Linked DNA regions of Mus musculus: all the other regions are linked to region 1. The links are chromatin loops, found by intact Hi-C in ENCODE. Cell type or tissue: heart. All regions are shown on one strand.

Region 1 (2,500 bases):
CGCACATCAATTCCTCCCAGAAAAGATAGGAAAACCATTCCCAAAGATTTAAAACTAGATGTGGCGTCACGTGGGAAAGGGGCTGTTAACTCTCAGAACTTGCAAAGTTCGAGTTGGAGATTGGTCTGAGATGAAGGTATTTTTCCCTGCGCGCCTGTAAGGATCACCCAAGCCGGGGCCAAGAGACTCAGGAGTTTGGTATCAAGGCTGAGGTATTGGGGAGAGGGCACAAGAACCCCCTCACAAACCCAGTGCCCACAGAGGCACAGGACAAGCTTTGGGCTCTGCGCTCTGTTCCCCTGCTCGCAAACACAACAGGAGCTGGAGGCGATGTTTTGGCTGAATCCGAGTCCCAGACCGCGCTCCCCTTCCAGCTCAATCCCGGACGAGCGAGCACTGCTAGCGAAGAGAACCGGCGGCCGGCCACCTGGCGCCCCCACCGCGCATCCCGGCGTCCCCGGCGGCGAACGAAGTTGGCTCTGCCTGGAGTATCTGCTCCCGACCGGCTAGCTTACCTGCTTACATGGCCCGGGAGTGCCCCGGGTGCCGCACGTTGACCATCAGGGAGTCTGGGTCCCCACCACTGGCTTCCAGGAGCTGGCAGAGGAGGGGCGCAGGGAGGGTTACGCAGCGGCCGGCGCGCCGGGCGCACCGGGGAGGAGAAAGGGCCAAGAACCTAAGCACCGCCGTCCCACGCGAGGGGACCCGGGCGATCAGAGAGGTGGGGCGCAGAGAGGGACCGCCAGCGGCCACTTGGTACCAGATGCTCCACGAGGACCTGCCCTGTGGACGAGACGGCTGAGCCGAGGAGCGCAGCTAGCTGGCCGGGCCCGCGGCCGAGGCGCTGGGCAGCCGGGAGAAGTTGTGCAGAACTTGAGCCTCCGGAGAGCCCGAGCGCCAGGAAGCGCGAGCGGCCGGGGAGGGCGGAGGAAGGGGCCGGGTGGGAGGGGACGAGCAGGCGCCGCTGGCCGCGCTCCCCCGCCCCGGGCTCTGCTCCGCAGTGCTGGGGGCCAGGAGGCGGGGAGCGCGCGGGGCGCTCGCTGGGCGGGCCAGGAATGCGTCCGGGGAGGGCGCGCGCCAGCCTCGGGGACGCGCGCCCTGCGCTGAAAAGAGGAGCCCGGGCTCCCCCGCTGCGGGCGCACGGTCCCCAGGGACGTCACAGCGCTGGAATCCGAGGAATGCCAGGCTGCGGGAGCTCCTTCGGCCGGCCGGGCAGAAGTCGTGCACTTTTAATGGGCTAGCTTTGGAGCGCGTTTTCCCTACCAAGGTGTGGGACGGTGGACTAAAGGAAAGTGCCCGGAGTGAGATAGACTGGAAGTGGAGAGGGGGCGATGACCCAAATCAACCAAACTGTGTGACGCTTAGGAGGCGGAGGGGAAAGAGGAAAGGAAAAGACCGTCCCTCCAAGATTTCCGTGGGCAGCTAAGGGGTGGGACACTGGAGCTAGAACAGGCCATTTATTTGAGGGAGGTCTCCAAGCAGGATGCCCCCATGCCGCCACCGCCCAGGAGACACGGGACAAAGTAGGGTGGCCTCCTTGAGAAGGCAATCTAGAAGCTCTCCTCAGAATCCTAGGATCTCTGAGTAGTGAGTCTTAGCTCCGGTCCTCCCACCCCGCCCCCACGGCCAACCAGCCTTTGTGTGCTGGAAGTTGGAATATGTGGTTTTCCCGGTTTGTTCCATGCCACGGAGGGGGCCCCACCCCGCCTGGGTAGGCACTGGGAGGGAACTGCGTTAGCACTTTCGGAGGTGGGGTTACTGAGGCGCAGCCAGTGTAATGGAAAAGGCACTCGGCCGGGCAAGGAAACCTGTATTAGGCCCCGCGGAGTTGCTGGCCCAGTGGTTAACTCAGGAAGATCCCAGCCCCCTACCCCTGATCCTTGGGTTTAGTAATTGTGAAGTGAAAGGAGTTGCCTATATTTTTAAGGTGCTTTGCATGTCTTGGCATCTGTTCTCTTCCTGAAATCTTAAGACCAGTCCTTTCAAGGACCCTGAAGTCCTTGTCACCCAAAATATCATTAAATTACTTCACTGTACAGGCAAGGGACACAAAACTTCCAGGCCTTATCCTATCAAAATGGCTCATGCCAACTCTGGAGGCAGAGACAGGAAAAATCACAAGTTCGAGGCTGGCCTAGACTACATAGCAAGACCCTACCTCAAAACAAGAAAGAAAGATCTCTGTGCCCACAGAGCAAGTCTGTTAATAACTGGCTTCTGAGTGTTCTTCTACAGAACCAAGAAGAATAAAAGAGGACGGGGGGGGGGGGGCGTGGAGGGGGCAAAATGGGGTGGATGGAAAGCAAAGGAGGCTGAGTCTTTCAAAATATCAAGGAGAGGGCTTTGAGGAGTTTCCAACCAGCCTTCAGGAATAGCTTTATGTCAAGGCTCAGTGTGGGCAGCATTCCACACAGCCTAGCGTGACAATCACGATCCCTTAGTGAGGATTCAGGCAGCAGAAAAGAGGGGTCAGCATCACCAGGGAACACCTACTGCTGAG
Region 2 (2,500 bases), 55 kb before region 1:
AAAGATAGGAGGCAATTAGGGAAATCTGAAATAAAAAAGAGAAATGACAGAATACTTGTAAATCACGGTTAGCTTTCTTGTGTTTAGCGTTCATGTGTGTGCATGCACAGATGTTCACTTACTCTAAAGGTCAGAGGGCAACGTCAAGCGCCTTCCTCAGTCGCGCTCTGCCTTACTGTTTGTTTGAGACAAGTTTTCTCACTGACTGGCGCTCAGGGTTGCTTCAGGCCAGCAAGCCCAGGGATCCTCCTGGGTGGGCCACGATCTGCTCACCTAGGCGTAGGCATTAGACCCATGTCTGTAGACCTGAAGGCAAGCCCTTCCCTGAATCGTCTCCTCAGCCTCAGCTCACCATGACTTCCGAGGGTAGGACTGCGGTCATGGAGGAGAGAGGTCAGTGATCTAAACCGCTGAGCCATCTCTCCTGCCCACCTGTGATTTTTAAATTGTATGCATGTGTGTATGTATATACGTATACACAGAGCAGATACATGGTGCACACACATGGGCACATATACATGGATTCAGAGCTGGAACACTGTGGACAGCAGTTAGGTGTGAGCGACGGCAGGCAGACGCTATCAATGCTCTGCTTCTCCGAGAACCTCAATACTTTCACTACAAAGCTCCGTGTAGATGATATACTCATGCCTCAGGCTTTCTGGTTTGATGGGGGTGGGGGTTCTCATCTGAGCTTATTTACAGAACTAATCAGCACAATTTGACCGAACCCCAGCCGCCCAAAGCCAGAAATAGATTTCGCGCTCTCGCTCTCTCTCTTCCACACACACTGTTCACCTCAATGAAAAGCTCTTAACACCCACTCCTAGCAGTGTGGAGCCACAGAGCCGTGCTTCTAGAAGGAACTGCAGGTGATTCTGACCAAACCTGGTCTAGGTGTGACACCTGGATGGTCCCAAGTGACCCGACACTGTAGTGACATGTAAGAGAGCTTGAACCCCACTCTGTGCTAGTGTTTTACGGCAGTGAACGAGCCTCCATTCTTCACCTGAGGAAACATCGCTCACACCCTCCTCTTCCGTCCCATAGCCTGGCTCCAGGCGCTTTGCCCAGCTTCCCAGGGTGGCTCTCTGGGGCTTCATGACAGTTGCTTTATCACATGAAAACATAAACCCAGAACTGAAAGCCACATACAAAGACCCATGTCTATGACACTTTCAATTTCCCTAATAAAACTGTTTCAAAAAAATATGAAATGCAGACAGGGGAAAATGAAGAAAGAAAGAGAAAAAAAAAACAAAAAACCAAAAAACCAACAACAACATTGAGGCTCCGTCTCAGCACACTCAAAGGAAGTCATTAGGAAAGCAAGCAAATGGGTCAGTGGTTCTCAACCTGTGGGTCTCAACTCCTCTGGCAAAGCTCTATCTCCAAAAATATTTACATTGCAACTCATACCAGCTGCAAAAGTACAGATACGACATAGCAACAAAATAATTTTATGGTTGTGGTCACCACAACGTGAGGAACTGTACTGAAGAGTCACAGCATTAGGACAGTCGAAAACCACTGGGCTACAGAAAGGGCTCAGTGTGCGAGAGTGCTTGCTGTATTGTAAACCCAGGAGGGCCATATACACACTCAAGAAAGGAGGAGTAACACACGAGTGAAGTGACAGAAGGGACCCTAGCACTGTGGCAATGGGAACATACACTAATTTGGACACTCTAGTGGTCAGTGTGGAAGTTTCTTTAAGGAACTAACAATAGATTGATCCTCCGTAAGACTCAGCTGTATCTATATCACTCCTGGGCATTTGGCCTGAGGGCGCTAAGGTGACACCGTTAAGGTGACACGTCACAGAGACTCTTGCACATCAGTGTTTACAGCAGTGCTAGCTATTCACTACAGCTGAGTTATGGGGCTGACCGGGGTGTCCAACATCAGATAGCAAATGAAACTTACCTTCTTATACTGTCAGTAGGGAAATGAAGGCAACTGGAGATAATCACACAGACAGAAAACTATGTGCTTACAGGGCGGGGCGGGGGTGGGGGGAGCTGCCAAGCTGCTGGGGGAGGGGGAACAAAAGGGGCTCAGGGAAGTGGGGAGAGAATCTGCTCAAAGTACAGCGCACACCTGCATGAAAACGGCCTTTTGTAACCCACCACAAAGGCACTGAAATGTGTGCTCTAAGAAAGAGAGGCAAGATCAGAGTACTCACACTATTTAAATGGTTTAAGAAAATAGGAACTATTTTTATCCCATTGAAAGTAACCTTTTAACTAATTTATTTATTTTTAAGAATAAAGTGGGGGACTGAGGAGGTGGCTCTGTGGGCAAAGGGTTTGCCACACAGGCATGAGGATCTGAGTTAAAAATCAGCAGAATCCATGCAAAGCCGGGCATGGTAGTGCCTATCTGTCAAATTCTAACTATGAGATGGGAGGTGGGACAGGACTATCCCTAGACACTCTCGGGCATCGAGTCTGGCACATGCAGTTGGGCAGTGAGCCTGGCACATACTGAACCACAGAGT
Region 3 (2,500 bases), 140 kb before region 1:
GATTCTGCTGTCATAAGCACTCACTAGGGGGTGGAGAAAGAAGCCACAAAGACACACACTTTCTGTTTGGTCTTTTCAGCTCAGGAAATAGGGAAAAATGTAACTGTGGAGGAAGACCTGACACATTCAGTTCCACAAACTCACAGTTTAGAAAATTATACTCTGAGCAAAATTGGACATAAGCAGGAAACTGGACTTCAAATCGAACACGGTCGATATCATCACTGACCCAGGCTGGGCTGCACAGGAGAGGGAGGCGGTGGAAGGTTTTTTAGTAGACAGTCTCAGCATTCATAGTGTGGTGGGACACACCTGAAACCCCAGCACGTGGGAGGGGAAGATGTGAAAAATTAGGAGCCATCCTCTACACAGCAAACTCAAGATCACCCAGGAACTCTGCCTCAGGACAACAAGGAAGCTCTAAGAGGAACCAACTCAGCCCTCATCAGCTACAGCCTAAAACCAAGCAGCACACAGTGAGTTGGACACAGGTGTGTACCTCCCGGGCAGGGCCCTACTAAGTGCCTGACAGCTCCCCAATGTGAGTTTCCTTAAGACCCTTCTAACAACTTAGGAACAGATAGGAAGATGGAATGTACCTGAACTTCATCTTCTACGTCACCATCCACCACACGCAACATTGTGTAGCTAAGAGGCCACACCGAGGCCACACCCAACTCCATTCCCACCCTGGTGGGTTATCTTCTCACAGTCAGAATCAGGCAGAGGGCTGAGCTGTGCAGACCGCCTGGCCCAGGGCCACCAGACTACAGTGTTGTGAGTATACAAGACAAAGCAGCAGATACCCAGCCTGCCACCCATCACTGTATCAGACTTCTGAGCCAGAACAAGGGGTGAGAGAAAGGACAGCAGCGCCCCCATTGACCAAAGACGGCATCACCACCCTTGGAGGCACCATGCTCTCCAGCCAATCCCACCCTTCACCTAGGCTTCCGGAGAAAGATTGCTGAGGGCGAGGACAGAGGACAGAAATGCAGGAGAGAAAAGCAAGCACCCAGCAAGGTGCAGGAACCCAGTGTGTTTGGATCACTTTCCAGGACCTTGGCTCTCTCCCTTCCAGCTGAGGATGGTTTCTCTCTCTTGCCACTTTTGACTGGAGCATTACCAGTTTGCCTGCAACTTCACTAGAGATGCTTTCCCTTTATGCCTCTGTGTCTAAAATGTCCCATGGGGGCCACCACCTTCCCTCCCGGAGGCTAACACTGCAGATCAGTCAACGTGTGGTTCAAATGAGAAGCACTATATTATTGTGTGTGTGTATGGGGGGGAAGCATTATATAATAACTCACAGAACTTATTCCAAAGAGGGAAAAAATAAATTATCTTATATAAAATAATACATGATGTTTGTGAGTAACTCTGGCTTCTGCCTGCTGCCAGCCATCCACCTCTGGCTGGGGGAGGCAGATGTTGTCGAAGTGGCGCCCCCTGCAGGACAGAGCTGCGTCCCTCCTCCAGAAGCTGCATCCCGGAGGAGATCAAATGAGCCTGGAATTCTGCAGGAACTGGACGAGGACTTGGTAGACGAACTTGTACTGCGCAATGGTCTGGATCATGAACATCCTCTGCTCCCTGAGGAATCGCAGCATCGTGGGCACCTCCACCTTCTGCAAGAGAACAGAAAGGGCACACAGGCTGAGACAGAATGCCTCCCCGAGATCTCCCCTCCCTGCCGGGGAAACCTCTGCCCAAGGCGGACAACCAAGAAGGAGGCGGAGCTAAGACTCTGCCCACTGTGGACAACCAGGAAGGAGGCGGAGCTAAGACTCTGCCCACTGTGGACAACCAGGAAGGAGGCGGAGCTAAGACTCTGCCCACTGCGGACAACCAGGAAGGAGGCGGAGCTAAGGGTTCTGACCCTCCAGGGCTTTAGGAATCGGCTCTGTGCCACGGTTGGAGACCCCTGTTTCTGGTGTGGTATCGTTCACCCGTGTTTGTTTACTCGTGTGAGTGAATCTGAAAGCTGTTTGCACTTACAGTGCAAGGTTCTCAAAGCAGTGGACTGTGGCGAATGCCAAATACCATTCCTTCCCTCCCTCCATCCCCTTCCCTTTACATACAGGTTGAGAAAAATTTTGAGGAACTCACTCTGTAGTCTAGGCTGACTTCAAACACATGATGCTCCTGCCTCAACCCCCTCAAGTTAGCTATTTCTTTTCTTTTCTTTTCTTTTCTTTTCTTTTCTTTTCTTTTCTTTTCTTTTCTTCCTTCCTTCCTTCCTTCCTTCCCCCTCTCTCCTTTCTTTCTTTCTTTCTTTCTTTCTTTCTTTCTTTCTTCCTTCCTTCCTTCCTTCCTTCCTTCCTTCCTTTCTTTCTTTTTAAATTTATGACATTTATTTGTGCGTGTCCTGGGGACCAAACTCAGGTAGTAAAGCTTGCTGTCTAGTACCTTTACCCACTGACCCATCTTGCTGGTCCAGATATTTCCTTTGTGTGGTGCATGGATACTCATGTATGGGGTATGTGCTTGTAGTGCACAC
Region 4 (2,500 bases), 90 kb before region 1:
TTCAGTCCTTCAAGCCAGAAGGGCAAGCAGGTGTCAGCATGAACTTAGGAAGCACTTCCTGGGAGCACTTCCTGGGAGTACTTCCTGGGAGCACTTCCTGGAAACATAAATGCAAAACCTGGGAAGGACCAGACCTCAGTCTCTGCCTCACAGGGACCCCGTCAGTCCATCCAAGTTCTTTGCTGTGCTGTCTGATGGGACAGTCTTCCAGTACCCAGGGTGGAGTAGGGTAGGGGATGTTTGTAAAGGTGTTGTCACCTGTGACCCAGAACGGAAGTTGTCTCCCATGTCACCCTGGAAGTGAAAAGGAACAGCCAAGAGGCTGTCAGTAGATTCTTTTGGGGACCGGATCAGTTACCAAGAAATCCACTCGATCCAGCTAACCAGCAACTCTATTTCTCCTGAGCCCAAGGCTTGCTATTCAGCGACATCCAGCTCTTTGTTGCTGCCGTTTTCCAGACAGGGTCTCACGGATGCCAGGATGGCCTCCAACTCCCTATGTGAGCAAGGATGACCTCGAAGCCCTGTTCGTCCTGTCTTTGCCTTCTAGAGGCGTGAGCCACTGTGCCTGATACGTACTGCTGAGGACCGATCCCAGGGCCGCTTCATGTTAGGGAAACTCTCTACCTACTGGGCCACATCCCAGCCCACATACATGTCAGCTCCAATTCAGACCATCCTGTGACAGGAAACAATGACTCCAACTCTACAGTGAGGACACTGGACGCTCCTCATGCCTGTGTAGGCTGGCATATGCCTGTGCTTGGATACAGTGTCGGGGATGTAGTATGTTCTACCTGGAAGCCATCCAGAATACAAAGACCTCTGGGCACTGATATGTGTAGTCACCACACGAGACTTTGGCGACAGTTACTAGTAAGACTGCAGGAAAAAAAAGAACAAAATTTGAACTACTTTAGAAATTATGTGCTAGCTTTATTTTCCCACTGAAAGCCCCTTTGTAAAATATAAAAATGGCGCCCTGCAGGATCCGAGAGCAGAGCTGGCGTTCTGTTTTTAGAATTGTTGGGCTCCTCTCTGTTTTGGTTAGAGATACAACTCTTCTAACTGCAGTAAAGTAAAACTGTGGGTCCTATTTTAGAAACATACAATTTCATGGAAGTACACTCCACCCTGTCAGCACTGTGGGTGGAAAGGAAAAATCCAGCCAGCCAATCGTCATGCCAGGAAATGAAGCACAGCCAAGTTTCCAAAGAGGTCCGCTTTGAATCTAAGCTTGCACAGAAAATGCTAAAACATTCTTCATACTCAAACGTCCTCGAGGCATCCCATCTGGCTGTGGAGACCCAGGGGCTAGTCTTAGGTTACAGGCCAGCTCTCCCTGTAAGAATCGGGTGATAATTCTACACGTTAAATCAAAGTAAATTTTCTCATCTCGTTTTTCATCTTGATTTTAGCCTAAAGCAAAAATTCATTCATCGAGGAAATGGTAGTTTCCCTGTGTGATGCAGACAAGGGTCCCAACAATTGCTTTGGCTAAACATGGTAACTGGGAGCTGACAGATGCTCTGAGGTAGGCTGGGGGTGGGGTGAGGGGAGGTCCTCCATCCTGAATGTCCATATTCTACGGCATGAACAACTTTTCCAACTTCCTTCTTCCTCCAGGATTTTGAACTGAAGTTTGTGTTTATTTTTAAACGCTAAACTTGGCCAAGCCAAGGAAGCGCTCAGTATTCTGACAGAGGTATGGAGACGTCCCTAAGAAACTACACAGCATAGTATTACATTCAAGATGTTTGGCTAGGTCCCCTCAGTTCCATTTTAATTCACATGTGAGGAACCTGAACATCCGGTCTGTGTGTTGTACTTGCAGGGTTGTCCCTTCTGGTTGAGGAACGCCTGTGGTAGCCTACAAAGCAGGGCCTGCCTCACCGCAGAACCACGAGAAAGGCGCCAGGAACTCAAAGGCTGAGGACACGTAGCTTTGAGAGTATGTTTCCCACCCCTCCCCCAACTGAATCCTTCATTCCAAGTCTAGGGCAGCAGAGGATCCCCAAGTTGGGAAGAGCCCATCACGATGGCTAAGCTTTCAGACCTGGATTTGTCCTGACTGCCTTGCAAGTACACCAGCATGCCCACAGGATGGAGGCAGGGGAGTGGAGCACAGTTAAGGTACTGTATATAGATGCTTGTTTGGAGGACCCACCCCCAACACTAGATGACCTCATTTTCTGGTAACAGTGTTGGGCTCACGGAGTGTGACTACAAATGGCCGCAACTCTCTAGCAAACATCTTCAGAGCCCATGTGGTTCCTATTTCCCTCTGTCCTGAAATCTTCAGTGTGCAAGAAGGGACTTGTGTTGCTCCTATATCTCAAAGTTGACTCTGCAAGTCAGTATTGGGTACAGTCCACTGATCAGTGCGGGGCACAGTCCTCTGATCATGAGCGCATTACGGATTTGGGGGCCTTGAACCGATGCTGGATAGTTAATTCTAAACAAGAAAGTCAGTTGAGAGTTTAACATCCATGCCTAACAC

Evidence for each region. Peaks named below come from ENCODE experiments on the same cell type or tissue, not always from the same donor. Only the 100,000 strongest peaks of a DNase experiment are listed, where the experiment ranks them.
Region 2: a loop joins it to region 1, with 2.0 times the contacts of the local background. A loop is called at or near these places in 3 of 42 quality-filtered maps.
Region 3: it touches region 1 in a loop (1.9-fold over the local background); 6 of 42 quality-filtered maps call a loop at or near these places.
Region 4: a loop joins it to region 1, with 6 times the contacts of the local background. A loop is called at or near these places in 8 of 42 quality-filtered maps.

The regions. Positions count from the first base shown.
Region 1 is chr1:189,726,680-189,729,179 of GRCm38, reverse strand. Ptpn14 (protein tyrosine phosphatase, non-receptor type 14) reads right to left here and starts at 912. Exons shown (of 19, transcript NM_008976.2): 1 at 516-912. In heart, no CTCF peak of the experiment used is centred here; DNase peaks (open chromatin) are centred at 1,029 and 1,669; H3K4me3 peaks cover 2,143 bases; H3K27ac peaks cover 2,500 bases.
Region 2 is chr1:189,781,467-189,783,966 of GRCm38, reverse strand. All of the region lies in intron 1 of Ptpn14 (protein tyrosine phosphatase, non-receptor type 14), which reads right to left. Among named protein-coding and RNA genes, the nearest start is that of Gm51739, 4.2 kb to the right of the region's middle. In heart, no CTCF peak of the experiment used is centred here; no DNase peak of the experiment used is centred here; H3K4me3 peaks cover 444 bases; H3K27ac peaks cover 324 bases.
Region 3 is chr1:189,869,055-189,871,554 of GRCm38, reverse strand. It overlaps Ptpn14 (protein tyrosine phosphatase, non-receptor type 14), which reads right to left. Exons shown (of 19, transcript NM_008976.2): 19 at 1-1,628. The coding sequence ends at 1,500. Among named protein-coding and RNA genes, the nearest start is that of Gm26574, 32 kb to the right of the region's middle. In heart, CTCF peaks have their summits at 879 and 1,456 (motif pointing left); no DNase peak of the experiment used is centred here; H3K27ac peaks cover 10 bases.
Region 4 is chr1:189,816,688-189,819,187 of GRCm38, reverse strand. The region is part of intron 3 of Ptpn14 (protein tyrosine phosphatase, non-receptor type 14); the gene reads right to left. Among named protein-coding and RNA genes, the nearest start is that of Gm26574, 20 kb to the left of the region's middle. In heart, no CTCF peak of the experiment used is centred here; a DNase peak (open chromatin) is centred at 1,177.